Regions from separate parts of the Homo sapiens genome. Here all the other regions are linked to region 1. Evidence: chromatin contacts called from ENCODE Hi-C data. All regions are on one chromosome and are shown on one strand. The core of a region is the stretch at or near the end of the contact, and the rest is flanking DNA. Distances in the headings are between cores, read along the strand shown.

Region 1 (4,380 bases), core at 1,365-3,864:
AAAACAAAGGCAGTTTGATTCTCCTTCTGGGTGTGGCTTTGTGCGAGTGCTTGTCATTACTCTGGAAGAACAAGAGGTTGCACCTGCCTGAGTCACTCAGCTCCCAGCGTCAGGCCCAGCTTCTTGACTTGGAAATCCCCTTCCAGACCACAGGGTAGCAGGCAGTGCCAGGCTAGGGGGCCTGTCTCCCATTCCTGCCATGCTCCTAGAGGCTAGGGTCTCACAGAGGATGTGTATGGTGGGATGGCGCCTGGTGAGGTTGCATTGCTGAGTTTAAGAGCCAAGTTCTACCCAATGCATGCAGCCCACATCTAGACACCACTATCATTTCTTGAATGCCTACTGTGTGCTGAGCCTTGGGCTTTATTTGCATTGTCCAATTTATCCTCATGATTCACATGAGGAATAGGTATATTATCCCCCATTTTCCAGACAGAAGCCTGAGGCTTAGAGGGGCCACCCAGGTAGTAAGTGGCTGAGCAGGGATTGGAATCCCATTAGCTCAATTCATAGCCTGTGTTTATGACAGTGGTGTTTTCTGCAAGGCAGTGAGAAAAATCATGTCATTGTAAAGACAACTTGGTACAGTGGACCAAGCACACAGGACTGGGAGCCAAGGCCCTGGATTCCAAGGCCCTGGTTGTGTCACTCAATGTGTGTGGCCTAGAGTAAGTCCTTTTCTAGACAGAGGACTCAGTTTACCTATCTGTCAAATAGGGGTTTGTTATCTATGGGCTCCATGGTCTCTAACAGGGTGGAATGTCCTGAAGACAAACCAAGACTTCAAAGAATGGAAGAGGTGGGGGCAGTCACGACTTTATAAATAAATGAGTTTTCTCACAAATTGGAACTGTTAAGAAAAAGGATCCAGAACTAGGAAATCAGACAAAAAGATGACTGAGTGCCATTTTTTTATGTCAAGCTTGAGAATTCCCAGCGGACACTTTGAGAAATGAAACTGTCTGCCCGGCTAAGGCCAGACATGCTATAAAAACAGCTGAAATAGTGTGGAAACAAAATGCAAGTAATTAGAGACCAGCCATTTTTAGGTAGATTTTAGTTTTCAGTGGGTAGAGGGTGGGGGTGGAGAAGATGTGGGTTGGGAATAGGAAGAGAGCCCTGCAGGAAGAGAATTGGGAAGTACAGGCACAAAGAGCAGGAAGAAAACTGGCAGGTGCGGACCTGATGGGTGGAGACGATGCCTGGGAGCTGCTATGTAAACCAGGGCCAGGATTCCCAGTTTCTCTGTAGGATCCCCCAGTGGTGAGACTCAGTGGTGCTTTGGAGTTTGCATCGCTTCCTCCCTCCCTCCCTTCTGAATCAAGGCATAAGTGTAATTCTTTTCATAATTAAACTAGAATGAATATCGTTTTGAAGATCTGATAACACCGTTGAATTAACTGAAGGAACCCTAGGAGGTTACAAAGCCTTATAGGAGAATCCCCAGATTAGGTATATAATTTGGGCAAGTATCTGTGTGTGTATTATTGCGAAGTCACAGTTGATTGATGGGTCTCTCTTCTGTAAAATGAGGGTGTGTATTAAACAGTTCCCCAAATCCTTTCCCCTAATTCTTTTTGAGGATGAGGGCCTGTCAATGACTAAGTTTTCAACAGTACCAGTGAAATGGGTCTTTTGCAATAGGTTTTTCATAAAGCTATATTTAGTTTAAAGAGCTGTTCTTTATTCCAAGGTTAGACCTTCCACTTTTTGGAATTAAAATTTAGCTTTCTTTCTTTTTAAAAATAAAAGGATAAGCTTTTAAAAAGCTTTCCTACCCTTAAAGCAAGTTTATGTTCCTTACCGGTCTAGGAAATCCCAGTCTGTTGGGATTATCTAGCCCACATATAAGTAGGTAGGGTGGAAGGCGGCCTCTGGATTTGCCCACCCGGGTTTGAATCTTGATTCAGCCCCTTACTGAGGTCATCTAACCTTTTTGTGACTCAAATATTATTTAAGAAAAGGTAGTAAAACCCACCTCCCTAGCGTGATTGTGCGAAGAAAATAATGCACGCAAAGCATCTACAATGTCTGGAGCAAAGCGTTTACGATGTCTGGGAATCCTTTACAATGTCTGGAGCAAAAAATGTTCGCGGTAGAGTCTTTATGGGTCTTTTCAGCTCGGAATTTCTATAGCTTTGTTAAGAAGAGTCCTGGAGTGCCCTGGACGGAACTCTGGGGGCCTGAGCTCCAGCTCTGGCTTAGGGCCAAATGCTTACGTGCCTTTTGGCAGGTCCCCTCCCTGTTCTGGCCTGTGTTCCCCTCGGCACAAGGAAGGGGCTGGGTGGTCTCTGTGGCTCGCCTCCGCTCTGAAATTCCGGCTTTCAAGGTGGCCCCAGGCCTTCGACAGGGGCTTCCGGCGCTGGGAGTGCGGCAAGGCGCCGCGCAGGCCCGGGACGGTGGCCCCAGGGAAGTCGCTCCTAGAGGGGAAGGCCGCCGAAGGGACGAGAGACACCGCGGGCCCCCGGAACCGCAGGCAGCCGGTGTTTACCTCGCTCGGTCCCACCCCAGGCGGCCGCGGGCCCGCCCGGAGCGCGCGGCGCGATTGGGCGAGTGGCCTGCCAGTCTCCGGGGACTTTCCCAGGGGTGGGGCGGCCCGGCCAGGCCCCCGGCACTTCCTCGTCCTCGGCCCGGGTGCCCTGCCCCCGTCCAGGAGCCCTAGGAGTGCTACGGGGGGCCGGAGCCTTGCCCGGGCCGCTGCCCCGTCCCTGGATTCGGGGCTGGACGCAGCAAGCGGGGCGCTGTGTCCCCAAGCTCCCCGTCCTCGGGTAAGCCGGCCGGCCCGGAGCGGGGATGGAGGGGAGGAAGGGAGGCCAGGCCCAGATCGTCCAGAGCCTCGGTGGCGGCGGGGAGCGAGCTGGGGAAGGTGGCTTGTGCACCCAGGCCCGGCGCGCGGGGTCCCGGGGCGTCTCCGCCAGCGGCCAAGCCGGGCTGAGCCGCTACTCCCTGCTTGGCGCTGGGCCTGGTGGGGGGCGCGCGTGCGCACTGCGCGGGGTAGCACGCCTGGGAACGGCGTGGGGCGGTTGTAGAGAGCGCAGACCCTCCGGGTGCGGGCGGCGCTGCGGCCCTTTGGGTGTCTATCCTGTGGAGACGAGTTGCCTACGCGGCGTCAGGAGTTTTCGTATCAAGTTGTGGAAGCAGTGTACATATGTCACGAGGAGGAAAATAATAATTTTTATTGGGCGCTTTCCAAGTGCTGATCTTAACGCTGTACGTGTATTAGACTCATTTAATTGTCACTTCCATCCTAAACATTAATATTGTTATTATCTCCATTTTATACTTTAGGAAACCGAGGTACTTGGAGCTTGAGGTCACACAGCTGTGAGTTGCAAAGTCAGATATGAACTCAGGCATTTGGCTCCAGAGTTCCTACTATACTATTTCTGTTGAACATATTTTGTATGCACATTGTTGGAGGCATTTGTGTGCATGTGCAGGATGGATGAGTTTCCAGGAGTGCTTCTGGGGATGGAGTATGAAGGCTGAGCTTTCCACTGTAGGACATTTGTGTGCACGTGTGCATTGTACATTCATTGTGCGTACAGGAGCAGATGGGAATTTTGTGCGACTGGGTGAGAGATTGTGTTTTGGTAGGGGGAGGGAGGGACTTTTGTGGATGATGCAGAAGAATCAGCAACGTCCTTCCCCACCCCCTTGCAGAATGACAGTGCAGGGAAATGTGTAGATTCCTAATGCATCATTTTTTTCTCACAGTACGGTCAAAATGGGATTTAATCAGCACTTACTCATTTTCCAAACAATGGGGTGTGATAGAGGGGAATTCGGCATCTGATGAGAGGTCAGAAAAGGGGACTCAGAATGTTTTAAAAAAATCCTTGACAAAGGAGGGTAGAATTGTATTAGGAGGGTAGAATATTAGTACAAACTCAGCATCCCCGTGGTGGTCTCTGTTTTGCAACAGAAGAAACTGAGGCAGTGAAAAAACTGATAATGCTAATAGCTTACTATGTGCCAGGCACAGTGCTTACATTCCGTATCTCATTTAATCTTTTTTTTTTTTTTGAGACAGAGTCTCACTCTGTTACCCAGGCTGGAGTGCAGTGGCACGATCTCGGCTCACGGCAACTTGCCTCCCAGGTTCAAGCGATTCTCCTACCTCAGCCTCCCGAGTAGCTGGGATTACAGGCACTCGCCACCATCCCCGGCTAATTTTTTTGTATTTTGAGTAGAGACAGTTTCACCATGTTGGCCAGGCTGGTCTCAAACTCCTGACCTCAAGTGATCCGCCCGTCTCAGCCTCCTAAAGTGCTGGGATCACAGGTGTGAGCCGCCCCGCCCGGCCTCACTTAATCTTTCTAACAACTCTTAATTTTCAGATGAGGAAACTGAGGCCCAGAGAAGGTTAAGGCTTTCCCA
Region 2 (4,380 bases), core at 838-3,337, 1.4 Mb after region 1:
AGTTCTTGACATGGGTCCCTGAACGAGTCTCCGGCTATTTCAGGCCTCTCTCATCCGCTTTTCAGCCAAGAGATTCGGAGACGCCCCAGGGCAATTTCGAGATCTGGGGACAGAATCTTCCCAGGAGTGACTCTGCCCCTCCTCCCGCACTCAGTGCCCGCTAGCCCCAAGCTGTCGGCTCTGGGGGTACTGAGGCTGGGACCTGCCTTCGGCGCAGACACCGGCGCGGGGCGTGTGACGGAGCCCGGCGACGACGGCGGGAGCTCCACCGCAGTTTCGTCAGAGGTAAAGGTACGCGCCCGGCGCGCGCGGCGTGTGCACACACACACACACACACACACACACACACACCCGCGCGCGCAACCCGCTCATCACACATTCCCCTCGATCTCGAGAAGCGCAATCACACGCCACTAGCCCCTCCGGCCTCTGCCGCGAACCCACCCGAGCGCGCCCGCCACCGACCACGCGGCCCCGCGGCTCCCCTACGCAGCGGCGTCTGCAGCGGGCCAGGGGCGGCCTGCCTCCCGCGTGGCGGGCTTCCTCTCGGCGACACCCTGCCACGCCACGCCGTCCCAGCCGCCAGCCCGAAGTCGCTGCCCGGAGCTGAACGTCTCGGCTGCGGCGTCCCTTCCAAGTCGCGTTTCACCGCAAGGAGTCAGCTTGCAAGCCTCTCCCCGCCCACCCGGTCCCATGACAGCTGCTGCCGCCCAAAGACAGGCAGATTATAACAAGAAGCAAAGTTTCCCTCTCTCTCCTCCCACCTCCCTCCCCCAATCTCCGCCTTCCCCCTCCCTTCCACTGTTATGCAAAACGGGCCGGCACCGGCGCTCCCACTCCAGGTACCAAACCAGCCCCCGCGAGCCGCGCCCGGTTCCGCCCGGCCGCCCCTCTCCGTGCCCAGGCGTGTGCCAGCACCCGGGGCTCCTCCGAGGTTCCGCCGCATCCTCAGCTTCCCAATGACCCGCAGCCGGGCGCCCAGAGAAAAAGCCCTAACTCTGGAGCCAAACTTTATGCTTGCAACAGGCATTGGGTGGGGAAAATGGGGGAAGGGGTGGGGGCCGCGCACGCCTCGTGCTGACATTTTTGGTGGCTGCTTGTCCCAGCAGCACCCCTCTCCCAGTCTCCAAGCCACCAGCTTCCTCGCTCCCCCGCGCCCCGGCACACCAGAGCACCCTCTCCTGTCACGCGCGTGTCGCCAGTGGGGCTCCCGGGCTCAGCCAGTGCCTGGGACTCCGCCTCGCCTTCCCTTCCCCCTGCATCGTGGAGCGCGCACCGGGGCCGCGCACCGCAGGGGGACCCAGGCGCCCCCAGACAGTCCTTCCGCCCCCATCCAGCCTGGCTTTTCCCCCCAGGGGGCTCCGCCCGATAGCGAAACCAGGAAGACGCTGTCTCCGCCCGCATGTCCACGTGCCCCGCAGACCCTTATGCCTTTAGCCGGCAACTGGCAGGAAACTCCGCGCTGCGGGCGCGGGTAGAAAGCCGCGGGGGGCCAGCAACAGCACTCTGGGGACTACAGCCTGGAGGACTAGGGGACTCCGGAGACCCGGGCATGCACCCGTGCCGGGGCCACAAGTCCACGTGAAAGTACGGCAGCAAGTGCCGGGCGCTGACGGCGCGCCTCCAGCACCCAGCGCCAGCCTGAGGGTACCCCACACCGTGGCGCGCCTCCACCTCCCAAAGGAAGCGCGGTACCCCCCAGTTTTGCCCGCGGGGTGGCAGACTCCAAGCGGCCAAGGCTAGACCCTCCCCAGCGGCCGTAGCGCCCCCAGCGCTCCGGCACGCGCCGGGAGACCTCCGGCTCCCTGCCCCGGTAACGGAGCGCATCGCAGGGCGCCTGGAAGGGGGGCTCTGCAGCCTGGAACCCCCAGTTACCCCAGGGCTCCCACCGCTGCCTCCCGGCCTCCGCGGCTGCAGCTGCGGCCCCCGCAGCTCAGCACCCCTGGCCCCGGGCCCGCAGCCCCAGCCGGCCGTACCTGCGTGTCAGCGAGATAGTTGAGGAAGAAGGAGGAGAGCTCTTCGTCCAGCAGCGCGCCGCAGTCGTTCCCCGCCATCTTCCAGCCGCGGCTGCAGCGTGCGGCGGAGTCAACGCCGAGCCGGCCCGGGGGGAGGGAGCCAGCGAGCGAGCAAGGGAGGAGGGAGGAGGGAGTGAGGCCGGCGGGAGGCGGAGGGCGGAGCTCGAGCCCCCGGCTGCCGCAGGGCCGCTAGCTGCGGGGGCGGGGCCGCGCGGCGCCCGCGGGAGCCGGGGGTCGCTCACCCACTTTCCTGCGCCGTGTCTGGCGCCGCGACCAGCTCACGCAGCCCTCAGCAAGGGGTAAAGCGCAGGCAGCCAGGTGGCGGTGCCCCAGCCAGCAGCCCGATGCCTGCGCAGCAATGCGGGCAGCCCCCGGCTCCTGCCAGAGCGAATCACGTTGCGTTAGCGCTGGGCGGGTCCTGCGAGACAACCTGCTTCTTCTGCACAGCTGGGGAAACTGAGGCTCGAGAAGGAATAGGACCTCGTTCGAAGGCCGGGCGCAGTGGCTCACGCCTGTAATCCCAGCACTTTGGGAGGCCGAGGCGGGTGGATCACCTGAGGTCAGGAGTTTGAGACCAGCCTGGCCAACATGGTGAAACCCCGTCTCTACTGAAAATACAAAAAAAATTAGCCAGGCATGGTGGCGGGCGCCTGTAAGTCACTCTTCATATCCCTCCTGAAAAAAAAAAAAAAAAAAAAATATATATATATATATATATATATGTATGTATGTGTATATATATGTATGTATGTATGTATGTGTATATATGTATGTATGTATGTGTATATATATGTATGTATATATATGTATGTGTATATATATGTATGTATATATATATGTATGTATGTATGTATGTATGTATGTATGTATGTATATACCTAGGACCTCGTTCAAAGCTACAGCGCACATCAGTTGCAGGAAGGGAAAGCTTAGGTCTTACTCCCCTGGAGGACTGTTTCTCTACCCAGGCTACAAGGCCAGAGAAGGAGGGAGAAATACCATAGATCAAAAGCAAAGAAATCAAGGAAGTCTCCTTGGAGGAGGAGGCATTTTTATCTTTTACTTGAAGGGTGCGTTTGCCTATATTCTGTGCTAAACCTGATCATATATCTCTCTCTGCCATCGTCCCCAGCACCCTTCCCCCAAAAAACTCCAATGAGTTCTCTTACCAATGCCCACAATGCATGAAGGGGCTGGGCTCCTGCCAGCCTCCGCAGGCCCGCTCACAACGGGCTTGCCACTCACCTAGTAATCTCTTCGGGGCATCTTTCCCTATTACCCCTTGGACTGTCAAGCCATTTCCTCTCCTTCCACCTCCACCATCATGGGCTCCCTTAGCTCCACCAGCAGGCCTTTTTTCTCTAAAAGCTGGTCACAGTTGCCGTTTTACATTTGTTGCAATGAAGACTTAATCTTTGTATCTCTCCTTACAAGACTCTAACACCATGAAAGCAGGGCCTAAATCTGCTTTTGCACTTGCTGTATCTGCCGTTTCTGGCACATAGTAGGCACTTAATAGATGATGTGTTAACTGAAAAAGCTGGAGAATTTTGATTCTCTGCCACCACCACCACCACACATTATACAGATAAGGAAACTGACTGTCAATGTGTACATGGAGTGACTGCCTGAGCCAGAACCAGAACTCAGACCTCCTGACTCCAACCTTGAACTCTCATCATCATGCCCTGTTGTTTACCAAACAGGAGATGAGGGCACTGCCTGGATGAAGGCAAGAAGGCGGGAAGCTTTAGGTCTGTTTTATTGGGCACGCCTGCCTCCTGCCCTCCTCCCACCCTACACTCATAAGGGCTGCCCCACCCTGCCCACCTAACAAGGGCTCCCTTCCAGCGGGAGAAGGAAATAGAGGGAGAGTCCCCAGCACACCTGCTGAGACTTGAACACCAGGGCAAAAGCTTCCTTCTCCAGTCTGAGGTTCCCAGAACCGCAGGCCGTGATTTCACTCTTTGGGCTTAAGGCCAGTGTGCTTTTAAGGAACAATGCATTCCAACAGAGAGCCTGCATCTAGCCTCAGAGCCCTAGACTAGGAGTTAGGAGTCCTGGGTTCTGTTTCAGACCCTGCATCTGGATACTGGAACATCTTGTTCCAGTATCCAGCAATTCAGGGGGTGAAGAGCGTGGGCCCTGGAGTCACACTGCCTGATTTGGAACCACAGCAAGTCATTTAGTCTCGGGCCTCGGTTTCCTCATCTACACAAATGGGGACCAAAAAACCACCAACTTCATAGGGATGTTTTGATGATTGAGGAGATAATATATGTACAGTGCTTGGCACAGTGCCTGACCTCATGGAGAATACGCTAAGCGCTCTGTTCTGTTTCCCTTCTGTTAAAATGGGAATAAG
Region 3 (4,380 bases), core at 864-3,363, 1.1 Mb after region 1:
AATTAACTGAAATAGCAACATATGCTAGGAGCTAGAGACAGCACAGATCTAAACAGTCATCTGACCAACCAACATCAGCTCTCTGGTGCTGGGCTAAAAAACAGAGAATCTACTAACAGCTTTTATGTCTAGGAAAAGAGGCATAAAAAACTTAATAACCAGTTCAAGAAGAGTTAGTTTTTTTTGTAGCCAAGTTCTAAATTGGACTTTTACCACAAGTCTCAATCCTTGGAGGGAGAAAGGCTCACAGAAACCACTTGAATTTTACAAGAGGAAATAACATAGTTGCCCCTGAAAATCTGTCAGGAGGAAATTTAGAATTCTGGGAAGAGGCAGTTGTGGTGGTAAATATGGGACTGATACGTGCAGTACAAAGCCCACACACCTCTCATTTAGACCTCACTCCACAAATAAGGTATAATGAGCACTGCATGTGGAGTCAAGAGACCTAAACTCTAACCTTATGATCTCAGAGAAGTCTATTCCACATCCTAAATTTCAACTGTTTCTACTGTGAGAAAAGGATGAACCCAGTGGCTCCTAGTCTTTTGGAGGCAAGAATTCTTTTGACAATGTTGCGAAAGCTTAAAAAAACAAACAACTACAACAACAAAAAACCTCTCCTAGAAATTGCAGACACACTGTATTTCACCTATAATTTTCAGGATATACCCCAGGTAAAGCACACATTATTCCTTAGGTTCTTCCTAGTTCTCTGTCATCTCTAAATGATTCCTCTTCCTATTAAAAACAAAAACTAAACTAACAAAGAAAAACAAAACAAAAACCTACATTCTAACTGCCATAGTGCAACCCAGGAAGAGAACACAGTCTACAACTTGGCTGGGTAAGCAATAGGCCAGTAAAGGATAAGGGAAGCAGTAGTTCAAATCAAGGCTACGTGGGGACTGCGCTTTTTTGCCCTGAATTGACTTCTGGGCGGCTGAAAGCCTTGTGGAGAAGGGCAGTAACTGCAGGAGAGCATCTGTAATGAATGGCATATAGGGTACTAAGCACCCTGCGCAAAACGGGTTAGGAAACACTCATTACAGCCACCTTGGGCTGAGGGCAGGAAGACAACACCCTACGGTTTTGTTTGTTTTATTACCCTGTTCTAAGCCTGAGTACAAGTTTGTTATCAGACTCGAGGCAGCAGTATAGCAATGCAAAAAAAGGCAGGACAATTTAAGGTTAAAAACGAAGGGCTCTAGAGGACAGAAAATCCGGGTTCTAGTACAGACTACACCAGTCGCACCAGCACGGGGACCTCTGACCTTAAGCAATCTACTTACCCTAAGTCTCCGTTATTTCATCTGTAAAACAGAGTTAAGGTCAATACCTGAAATATGCGAGACACTTTCTCTGTCCCATCAGATCCTCCTTGGAATCTCACGAGATTGCCTTTGAGGGCTCAGCCATGGGCCACAGTTTGACTCTGGGCTAGCTCCTTTCCCTCATTCTGGGTCATGAATGAAGCAAGAGCCAAACCAGACAAAGTCTTGGTCAAGCTAAGACGTCTGGGACATCCGAATGTCCCATACGGATTGCGGAAGGAGGACACTAAGGCTCAGTGGCCCTACTTTGTGGAAGACTCAGTAGAGGCTCAGAGAGCCGCAGCATCCAACTCGAGGTCGCCCAGCGGCTCGGCGCGGCCCTCGAAGGCGGGACTTACCCGGAGGAGCGTGCAAGCTGCGCCGCTCACATTCCCGGAGGCGCTTGGCCCGGCGGCTGGACGAGGGGGATGGCTGGCGCACTCGCGCTCCCCGCTGTCGGCGAGAGGCGGCTCCAGTCGTGACAGCAGCAACAAGGAAGTGGAGGCGAGGGCTCGCGCGCGCATCCCGGGGGCTGAAGGAGCCCCGGCCCCGCGGCCCCGCCCGGCGACACACGGCGCGGAGTCGCGACAGCCCCTCTCGCTTCCCCTCCTCGGAGTCGCGATATGGGGTCCTGAAGGGCAAGAATAGGAGCACAGGTTCGCTCCGCAGGCTCCTCACCGATGCCTGCCGAGGGCCCCGGGGGTCAAGCCCCGGGGAGCTCGAGGAAGACGGCAGGGACACGGTCGTCACCGAGGCACCGGTTTGGCGGCTGCACCGGCAGTAGCGGCACACCACGGATCGCCAGGGAGACCCGTCCCGGCGGCCCTCGCGGCGCACCGGAAGCGGTCGGCAGCGCGTGACTGCATGCGACCCCTGGCGCAAGCGCAACAGCCCAGCCCTAGCTTGGGAGCGGACCCACACGAACTGCTCAAAGGCTTGGAGCGGGTCTAGTAAGGCGAACGGACTGCTTCCGGCCAGAGGTCCCGGGCGGAGGAGGAAGCTGTGGCTGCCGGCGGTGGGACGCCCCGGCCGCTCAGCCCCCGGGCACTGCTGTGGGGCGTTCAGGTAACAGGGGCGGGGCTGTGCTGAGCGTGAGGGATCTAGGCCCCGCCTCACCTTTCAGAGCCACGTCGGGCGCTGGGAAGCCTACAATACCACCCTCTCCTCAGCACGACGTTCAAGGCCTGACCTCAGCCTGTCTCAGTCTTTCCCTCTCATTCAGGATCGGGTTCATACGTAGTGCCGCATCAAGTAGCGCCTTCATCACTCCAGTGATCTGCCCTCAATCCGTCTCTCCCACTGGCCCACGAATAGTGATGGTAGTGAGTTCCTGGAGTGACTCAAGCTGAGCTGAATGACCGTATGGAGAGCTTCCGTAAATCAAATAGGGATTGGATTGGATTGTCCTTTCTCTCCAGTGTCACAAGTTGTCCACATTTGTACAAGTTCCCGCACAACCCTCACTGTATTCCAGTCTGCCTACTTCTCTGCATCTACCGCCATCACCAACCTTCTAGCCACCATCATCTCCTGCCTGGACTGATGTAGTTCTCCCCACATCCCCTCTACAATCCATTCTCCACGAAGCAGTCAGATTGATCATTTTGCACTGTAAGTCTGATCAAGTCACTCCCTGCTTAAAACCCTCCAGTGTCTCATTCACTTAAAATAAAATTCAGACGTCTTAGCTTGACCAAGACTTGTCTGATTTGGCTCTTGCTTCATTCTCTTTCTATGTCTCCTCTCAATATTAGTAGTTCCCAGAACCAGCTATATAGCACTCTGTAGTGTTTGGAGTGCTAGCTTTGTTGTGAGCCTCCTGGGTTTGAATCCCAGCCCTGCCACAAGTAAGCAATATTAAGCAAGTAAAGTGCTTAACAAATGAGGTTTACGCAGTAGATCCTCCCACCTCAGTAAATGGCACCATCATCTGCTGGATTCCTCAGTGCTCAAACCAGAAACCTGGGCGTTATCCTTGACTCCTCCTTCACCTCACATCCGGTCCAGCACAGGGCTTGCAAAAACATAGCCCCAGACTGACTACTACTCACCATCTCTCTATTACTACTCTAATCCAAGCCACCATTATCTCATGTGGACTCCTGCTTTTTTCTCTGATACCCTTCCATTCTTTACACAGCAGTCATCTCTCCTTCCTTAAAATCCTTCAATAGCTTCCTATTGCACTCAAATTAACATCCAAACTGTATATGGCCTACTGGTTTAGCCTGCTTTTATCTTCAGATTTAAGGCCATCTCTTAGGAAAATCAACTTTACCCATTAGGTTCTCTACCCTGCAACCAAAAGACTATATTGTAAATCTGATCATGTCATTCCAGAAAAACAAAACCAAAAAACCGTCAAAAGCCTCTTAATGCCCCCAAAGCAAGCTAGAAACCTGACTAGGACTTCCTGTGATTTGGTCCTTGCTTTCTTCTCCAAAGAATTTTTTGTTCCTGACCAGGACATTCTATTTCCTATATAGTATTTCATTGCCTTTCATGTTAAATATTTCCTTTCATCTCATGAGTTCCTATTTGTTTATTCTTTAAGGCCCACCATATTATTCCCTCTTTGAAGTGCACTGCCCATCCATGCTCCATTCCAGTTGATTATCTGCACATTTATGTTCCAGTAGTACTCCGTAACCTCTGATTTAGTTTTCACATGCTCTAGTGTTTGTCTTCCCTGGTAGGCTCCTCAAAGGTGGGCACTATGCTCCATTCATCTCTGTATGGCTGGCATCAAGCATACTGCTTAATACATAGTACATGTCATGAATGGATGGATACATGTATGGAGGTGATAGTAAAAATCTACCCTTGAGAAGGGACAGTCATAGCATAAAGTCACAGCAGGTTCTCTTGTCCTTTAAGGATTCTCATGATAAAATGCCTACGAAGGCAATTACCCAAAACTGCTACTGCTGGATCATGTTTTGTTGGACCAGCGTAGGGCAGGGGGACTGTTTGTTTTAAATTCTGAATACTTCTAGACAGGATACACCACACCATTCTCCAAATACTTCAATCCCTGTTTCACTCACTTACGCCACCATCCTGGCCC

What was found. Hi-C counts contacts between places; a loop is a spot of excess contacts on that map. Pooled maps may share reads with other maps.
Region 2: a loop to region 1 is called in a map with no recorded cell type, with 8 times the contacts of the local background. The contact joins the promoter of PPARGC1B here to the promoter of TNIP1 in region 1. A Hi-C loop is called at or near these places in 2 of 37 single-sample maps with no recorded cell type and 4 of 50 pooled maps.
Region 3: a map of CD8-positive, alpha-beta T cell shows a loop between it and region 1 (6-fold over the local background). The contact joins the promoter of HMGXB3 here to the promoter of TNIP1 in region 1. A Hi-C loop is called at or near these places in 1 of 168 maps with a recorded cell type or tissue (CD8-positive, alpha-beta T cell), 2 of 37 single-sample maps with no recorded cell type and 9 of 50 pooled maps.

Annotation. Positions count from the first base shown.
Region 1 is chr5:151,079,268-151,083,647 of GRCh38, reverse strand. It overlaps TNIP1 (TNFAIP3 interacting protein 1), which reads left to right and starts at 2,614. Exons shown (of 18, transcript NM_006058.5): 1 at 2,614-2,768. RefSeq lists enhancers at 98-207, 2,020-2,079, 1,794-2,504, cis regulatory regions at 2,045-2,814, 2,314-3,102 and a silencer at 2,380-3,049.
Region 2 is chr5:149,728,017-149,732,396 of GRCh38, reverse strand. PPARGC1B (PPARG coactivator 1 beta) reads right to left here and starts at 2,087. Exons shown (of 12, transcript NM_133263.4): 1 at 1,977-2,087. The coding sequence starts at 2,054. RefSeq lists silencers at 420-649, 680-769, 790-839, 850-949, 1,750-2,429 and enhancers at 1,420-1,469, 1,480-1,599, 1,838-2,488.
Region 3 is chr5:149,998,472-150,002,851 of GRCh38, reverse strand. It overlaps HMGXB3 (HMG-box containing 3), which reads right to left and starts at 2,113. Exons shown (of 20, transcript NM_014983.3): 1 at 1,673-2,113. It overlaps TIGD6 (tigger transposable element derived 6), which reads left to right and starts at 2,198. Exons shown (of 2, transcript NM_030953.4): 1 at 2,198-2,378. RefSeq lists enhancers at 1,219-1,298, 2,186-2,974 and a silencer at 2,379-2,458.